Regions from separate parts of the Mus musculus genome. Here region 2 is linked to region 1. The links are chromatin loops, found by intact Hi-C in ENCODE. Cell type or tissue: heart. All regions are shown on one strand.

Region 1 (4,000 bases):
TGGTGCTTTAGGGCAAGTTTATGATGATTTTTAGCTTTTGATGAATTTCCGTTTCAGGTCCCAGCTCCACACAGATCTTGCTTGGAGGATTTTGCCTTTTTAGAGGCACCAGGCAATAGGCTGATGTGAGATGGGGGGTGGACCTCACTGGAAGTTTGTCTTCTTTTTAGACATCAGAGCAACTCGGGAAAATTCTTTTTGAGAACTGCTCTCCTGGTCGGGATCTATATTTAGATTCTGAACTATAGACGGGGTGGGAGTGGGGATGGGGGTGGGGGGCTGAGACTCCCCGTGGGTCTTCCTCAAAACACATCAGCCTAGGAACTGAAGAGAGCGATATCCTTGTTAATCCAATCAGTTCTAGACAAGAAAACTAGAGGATTCTGCTGAGCAAGTCCCCCTCTGGTGCTTCAATTATCCCTTTGGCTGTCTACGTCCATCAAATTAACTCAGGATTCTAAAGTCACATTTCACATTGTTTTATATGACTATCAGCATGGCAGGTTTAACCCAAGACTCCCACCATCATCTGAAAATAGCCTGGCAGCTGGGGTGTCTCACCCCTTCCAACAGTGTCCGCGGCTATGGAGGGGACAGCAGGAGTGACAGGCTTCAACCACTGCCCCCACTTTTGGGATGGTCTGAACTGCTGTGAGTTGGGTTTGCATTTCCCAAACTAAAACAATAAGTAAAGCAAGGGTTTCTGGGAACAGATAGGAGTATAGGCATATGGTGATTAATTTGCCTGCACCACCACATCTGAAGTAAAGGATAAGTACAAAGTAGCAACGACCATATTAAAAACCACAATAACAACATCACCCGGCTAACTTCATCAGTAAGATTAACTCAAGCTTTTTTTTTTCCTACTGGATAGGCAACACTTACTAAATTCTTTCCTGTGTGGGAGAGCGCCTAAGAGAGCAGATGCGGGTGGGAGGGCAGATTGCTACATTCTTTCAGAAAGGAATCTGAAATCCCGTTGGAGATGCTTTTAAAAATGAATATACTCTATGATTCTACAGTCTCACTTCCAGGAATGTATCCCAACAAAGCAAATGTACACAGAAGCATGTGCAAAGATAATCTTTGTAAGGATGCTTATTATAGTTGTAAGTTGTAAAAACCACGTGGTTATTACAGTCCACGATGCACTGTTAAGTGGTCACTGAAATGTGGAGGTACACTGACTCAGAGACATACCTGCAACATGTTATTAATGGGAGAAGGTGACGAAATGTATATATACCAACGTGTCAAGTGATTCTACTTTCAATAAACAGTATGCATACATAACAAATATAAATTAAAAATGCCAGCCCTGTGGACAGCCTTCTGCTGGATTGTTGTCTGAGCAACAAGAAGGTGGGAAATGAGCCTCCCAGGTACTTTTTACAGCCCAGGACAAGCACTTGTTCGTTTGTGCATTTTGTCCCTGCAGTGCAGCAGTTCTCAGCCTGTGGGTTGTGACCTCTTGGGGGATTTGAACGAACCTTTCACAGGGCTTGCCTGAGAACATCGGAAAACACAGATATTTACATTATAACTCATAACAGCAATAAAAATGACTGTTATGAAGTAGCAATGAAAGTAATTTTATGATTAGGGGGTCACCACCCCATGAGGGACTGTATTAAAGGGTGGCGGCATTAGGAAGGTTGCAAACCGCTGCTCCCGTGGGCTCTGCTTCATTACTGATCCTCACCTCTGTGATCACTCAAGGTTGCTGAGAGCTGGTTCGGGCCAGTGTGCGACAAAGGCAGACTGTACCACGGCAGTGATTATGTACAGATGGCGCCGCTCCCTCCCTCCACTCCCTTTTGCTCACCTCTATTTCCTGGCTTTGCCTATAATGATCCTGTAATGAATATGCGTGTTGTGTGTGGCTTCCAGAGTAAAACCAGGAACAGGAAAACAACGGTTACACAGACAGCACTGTTGCCACCTGCTGGCGATTATAGGGAACAGCCACAGCGATTTAAGGTGGACGCCCACAGCAGGCGGTGATGGTGAGGGCTGTGGAAGACCTGAGCTCTGCTCTCAGATTCCCCGCTGTTTCTGCCTGGATTTAGGGACTTTTTGCAATGGAAAACAATCTTAACTGTAGAGGGCTTCTTTACAATGTTTGGGGGGGGGGGAATTCCACCTTCCAGAAACAAAGTCAGGTTTGCTGCCTTAGTCTGAATGCTAGGGAAAAATCACATTCCCTGCCCCATGTAGCAATGCGCATCTGTCAGATAGTTTAAGGACTGTATCTCCTCTAAATCCCTCCCTCTTACAAACGCATTTATTATGAGCTGGTGAGATGCCGCCACGGCTGACTTTGTTCCCCCGGACCCTCAAGATGGAGAGAATCAACTGCTGAACTCAGGTCATCCACAAGAGCAGAGTGAGCTCTTCCGAGTCATCCGTCCCATGGCTTCTCTGGCCTGACAGATGATCAGCGTCTTCTCCAGGGTGTGTCACTTTCTTAGGTCTTTGTCAAATGGCCTTCAATGAAGCTTTTCTTAATTTCTCTATCACACAGTTAAACACGTCCCTCTGTTTGGTCCTCATGTTCTTTCATGACGTCTTCCGTTTTAGCTTACGCGCCGCTGATGAACCGCACGTGTGAAGAGACAGGGACACATCCCAGTCACACAGTCACCGCCCCCTCCACGATGCCTGGCATCTGCCGCAGATGCCCCATGGTACCCAGTGCAGAGTTCCTGCACGAAAGGTAATAGCTTTCGCTGCATAGCTCAGATTTGAAGACCAACAGGACTGGCGGCTTGGATACGTGTGAGCTCACGTCAAGCCAGGGTCTATTCTTCGGATGCTTTTTGTTAGGCAGTTGCTGGAGCTGATCAAAGGGATGAGGCCATGAAGCCCAGCACTCTATCTGCTGAGTTTCCCACAGAGCTCTAAGTGTCACACAAACCCAAGCTCAGCACTGACACAGAAAAAGCACAGTTCTACCAGGTGTCAGGCACTGGCTTCTCCCATGCTCGGGCTGGAAAGCAGCACCAGATATTTGGAAATTTCCACAGATGACAACCTGTCTCTCCTCTGTAAACTCCTGCTTGCCTTTCTCCTCAGAAGACCAGGAGCCTGAGCCTCCACATAATCATCTGTCTTCTAGGTACCATAACCTCAGACCCTGCCATCCCAGGTCTGTCTGTCTTCTAGGTACCATAATCTAAGACCCTTCCATCTCAGGTCTGTCTCCAGGGGAAGAATTTGCTGTAGGGACACCTCACACCTTTTTACCCCTTACACAACACTGGCCTTATACAACACTGGCCATATTTATTAATTAATTAGTTAATTAATTAATTAGGTGATAGCTTTCATTAAAAATATGGTTCTTGGTATCCCTGTTTGAAATGAAGGACAACAATTCCCTATTTTTATTTTTTAAATAGAAAGGCTATTTTCTATAACACACATACATTTGTATTAAGGGCCTTAAGCCACCCCCACACATACACACACACTCATGAACACAGAGACATATGCACATACTCATGCACACACAGAGACATTCGTATAATACACATAACACACACAATGAATTCCCTGTTCCTTTTATTACTTATAAAGGTAAACACGATTGTACCGGAATGTATTAAATTCCCTTCTTACAGAGGATGACCACACATGTCTCCTGAAAGTAGTGGACTCCAGACTGTTGGAGCCCACCCAGAGGAGCTATGATCCTCCAAGTCACCATGGACACAAAATGAAACAGAGGGAACAACAGAGTCACCAAAGGCATACTCGTGATCCAATCGCTATTTTGAAAAAAGGCTATTTTAATATCAGAAAGGACATGTTCTCAGAGTGACTTGAGAAAGACTTGGTCTGCTTTCATAACCTTGTCACAGACTTGCACCGCGGTGCTCAGAAATGGAATCCAGGGAACCCTTAGCCAAGAAATATGGTACTAGCAATGCAGGGAGGAAAGGCAGAGAAAAGCCAGAGGAGGTCGCCCCTAGTCTCTACCCAGAACCAAGTGATT
Region 2 (4,000 bases), 53 kb before region 1:
GTGTATGGGGGGTGGTATAGGTGCCCTCAGAGGCCAGAATACAGCATCCAATATGGAGCACAAATTAGAGGCTGCTTTGAAGCATCTGATATGAGTTCTGAGAACCAAACTTGGATCCTCTAGCAAGTTCTCTTAACCACTGATCCCTCTCTCTAGGCCCCTGCCACACCTACTTTTATAGAGCTGTAAGCTAAACATGTTTTTCATATTTTTAAACAGCTGAAGGAGACAAAGAGTTCATGACATGTAGAGTCCGATGACGTCAACATTTCAGTATTCATGAAGTTTGCAAACCCATCTGTGCTCAAGTCTTGCCTGTAGCTGCTTTAATGAAATGCAGTCAAGTTCAGGAGTTGTGACAGACTACATGGCCCTCAAACCTTAGAGCATTATATTTCTTACCTGGCCCTTCACAGAAAGCATTTCCTACACTCTACAGTCTGGCTGTTTCTAATTGCAGTCTCTTTTTTCTTTCAAGACAGAGAAAAGAAGAGGTGGCCCCTGGAGTCTTTCACTCTGTCAGTGTTGTATGATTTAAAAAGAATGAGACAAGAACTTCTCAGTCACTTAAGGGACAAGACTGGAGGTCCTTCTTCACTCTCCAAGTGATGTAGACACATATGTGCAATTGGAGCTTGGAGACAGATAAATGACGAGAGAGAGACAGAGAACAGTCAGAGTCAAAGACACAGATTTCCCCGGACATTAGAAAGTGAGTTGGGCAGGGGCATGGGTGGTAGTGGGTCTTCCTCAGCCAATAGGATCAGACATAAAATTGATACAATGAGCTATAAAGCAAAACCAAAAGAGGATCTGGGAGCGTGTGAAGGGTCACGAGTCTTTAGAGTACATGGAGGTCTCTCTTCCACAGGCGCAGACAGCTTGGCCCCAAGTGTTTTCAAGTCTCAGCTGCTTCCACGTGCTCGAGAGAATGCTGCTTCTAGCTGGCCGCCGGCGTCCTTATTCAAGCATGACCCTGCCTCATTCCGATCCACCAACGACAAGGCTGGCCACTTGCCCAGCTCCAAAACTGGTCTCTGTTTATTTCTGACTCTAGGAAATGACAGAGATGTCCCATGATAACTGTATTCTGTGTTGTTGATTGGAGTATCTGATTTGTCTTGTGTAGTTAATGCAGAAAACTACTTTTGCTTCCCCTGCCAGTATCTTTTATCTGTGGACATTCTTCTCCTTCCAAGGTCCAATCAAACGTCTCTGTCATTTCATCTTCAGACTCTCCCTTAAGGAGGACTGTGTAAAGTAGGAGAGAAGCCAGCATTGTTGAGCAATCAGGAAAATGGGGTCCTCTTTAGAGCAGACAATGCCAAGGTCACAATAAGACAAAGGACAAAGGGAGGGTCACTTGAGGGCAAGTGGACGAAGACAGAGTGTAAGCAAGGAGGCTGGTTTTAGAAAATCCAAGGCCGTGTGGCCACCCTGACCTAAAGACGTCGGGATTTAATATCTTGGGCTTTTTCAGTATGTCAGGTCATAAACGCAATCCTAGGAGGTTAAGATGAGCTCCTCCTCTCAAGCAAAGTCCAAAGAAACTCAGTGGCTCACTTAAGTGGCAACCATGAAGTCAGAGCTCAGGACACTGGGTTCATTGCATGCTCAAAGCTTACCACCATGCCCCCGGAGCACGGCAGGTATTCAAGAAAGAATTGTTGGGAAAAGAGCGTCTGGCCAAATGGCAACCTTCAAGCCTGCTGCCTGAAGCTATTTCTATTGCTAATGGATGGAAATGGCTCAAGCTACAACAGGTGCTCCTCCCCCATCCGTTCTGACGTCAAGATGCAATTTGTCTATGACTTTCTAGCCCGAGTGTCATCCAAGGGCATCGGCCACAGAGTCCATGGGATATGGAAGGAACCAGGAAAGGGTCTCGGCCTCCTGTCTCCTAAGCACTTTAAGCTAATTCCTATGGGTTGAGTTACATAAACCTTACAAAGCAAATATGGACCCACTCTTATAGAGATGCTATTTAAACTTTTAATTTCTTTTTCTTTCTTTTTTTTCTTTTTTTTCCCCCGAGACAGGGTTTCTCCTGGCTGTCCTGGAACTCACTTTGTAGACCAGGCTGGACTCGAACTCAGAAATCTGTCTGCCTCTGCCTCCCAAGTGCTGAAATTAAAGGCGTGCACCACCATGCCCAGCATTTTAATTTCTTTAGATTTGTTTATTTTCTGTGTATGGGTGTTTTGTCTGCATGGGTGTTTTGTCTGCATGCAGAGCATCGCATGCATGCAGTACCTACTGAGGCCAGAAGAGGGCATCAGATCCCCTGGTACTAGACTTTGGGCTTGTTGTGGGCCACCTTGTGGGTGCTGGGATGTGAACCCAGGCTCTCTTCAAATGCAGTATGTATTACTAACCACAGATCCCTCCTTACAGCCCTGGGGAGACACTACCTTTTACATTATTAAGCCTAAAGTCTGCATTCTAAGCTTAACAGCTTAGCAACAGGATAATGAAGTGACACAGGTAAGTTGCACAGGATTCCTTAGACCTGCCTTCTATAAGAAGCCACAGGTATAAATACAGTGTGACCGTGCATGAAAATGCCAAAGAAAAGCCAGCTAGCTGTTTTTTTTTCTGTTATTTTTCTCCCCAAAATAGTGAAACTTTCTATCATTCATGATTCATTAATACCTATTGACATATTTCAAGTTTCGAATGTTGTGTGAAGCCACATGTTTCCTTACATGGCTTTAAAACAAATGCCTGATCATACCCCAACGATGCCCCTCAAGGCATGAGGACCCCAAAGGGACAATGGCACAGGCTTAGTGAGTCTTTTATCAAAATTTTTCATTTTTCCATCTTTGCAAAAAGACAGACTCTCGGGTAAGGCTCTGCAACCTTCAATTTTACAGACATATTGGACATAACAAGCCATGAAATTGCTTCACAAAAGAAATCATTTTTCTGATTCAATAAATGATCCAGGAGTTGGAGGAAACCCATTCAATGCCTGATCTGAATGAGAGAGAGCAAAGAAAAAAATCTTTAATGTTATTTAAACTAGTCCGGACTGAGATATGGAGTTCTGAGAGAGGGTCAGAAAAGAATCCACTTCAAAAGAAGACCCAAAGAAAATCAAAAGACCACAAAAGAGATTTACTTATTTTTATTATTCCCAAGAAAATAGCACTGTCCCCAGGCATTGCCACCAGGCTACCCAGGTCTGAAAGATAACGAAGTCCATCAGGCTGACTGTCTGCTAACCTGGACAGAAACAGCAGTGCTGGGTGAAGTCACTCCCCACAAAGACAAGAGAGAGCTGAGGATTCCCCAGAGAGAAAGTGACTTTCCTGCCAACACTCGTCACAGGTTTGATTTTACTTTCTGTTTTTGATTTTTTAAAAAAAAAATGTTTTCAAGATTTTTTGAAAATGTCTTCTGTAACCCAAGCTGGCTTCCAACTCACTAGGTGGCTGAGAATAAGCTCAGACTCCTGCACTTCCTGCCTCTACATCTTGAGTGCTGGGATTGTAGGTCTGGGCTGCCCACACTTGGATCATGCAGGAACAGGGACTTAATGCAGGGCTTCCGTCATCCTGGGAAAGGGTTTTACACCTTCAGCCTATGGTGTGATTGTTTCCATACAATTCAGCACCGGTTTCTTCTCGCTATCAAGGCAAGAAAGAGAAGCGGGCTTCTAAAATGAGCCAACGTTCTTACCTTTTTTTCTAATAAATGTGTTTATGAAATCATTGTTTCTCTTTGCTATGTGCAACGGAGACAAGCTGGAATCGACAGCCCAGCTTTCAGAGTTTGCTATGAAATCTCAAAGTGATTAGATTAGGAGGAACCTGGCCACGTCGCTGGCTCCACACTGTATCTCTTCGCTTCAGAGTGTAGCCCCTGGAACCACCCTCTGAAAATTTGTTGTAAATGAAAATTTCCAGTCTCTTCCTCAGATCTAATGAAACAGAATCTGCTTTCTTCCGTGGCCTCCATGAGTTTTACAGAAGAGCATATATCCCCAGTGTGAGGA

The links. Peaks named below come from ENCODE experiments on the same cell type or tissue, not always from the same donor. Only the 100,000 strongest peaks of a DNase experiment are listed, where the experiment ranks them.
Region 2: a loop joins it to region 1, with 7 times the contacts of the local background. A loop is called at or near these places in 7 of 42 quality-filtered maps.

Annotation. Positions count from the first base shown.
Region 1 is chr10:94,406,807-94,410,806 of GRCm38, reverse strand. It overlaps a transcript of Tmcc3 not described here. Among named protein-coding and RNA genes, the nearest start is that of Gm32827, 18 kb to the left of the region's middle. In heart, a CTCF peak has its summit at 1,947 (motif pointing left); a DNase peak (open chromatin) is centred at 1,936; H3K4me3 peaks cover 666 bases; H3K27ac peaks cover 680 bases.
Region 2 is chr10:94,459,862-94,463,861 of GRCm38, reverse strand. It overlaps a transcript of Tmcc3 not described here. Among named protein-coding and RNA genes, the nearest start is that of Gm32827, 35 kb to the right of the region's middle. In heart, a CTCF peak has its summit at 2,268 (motif pointing right); DNase peaks (open chromatin) are centred at 951 and 1,791.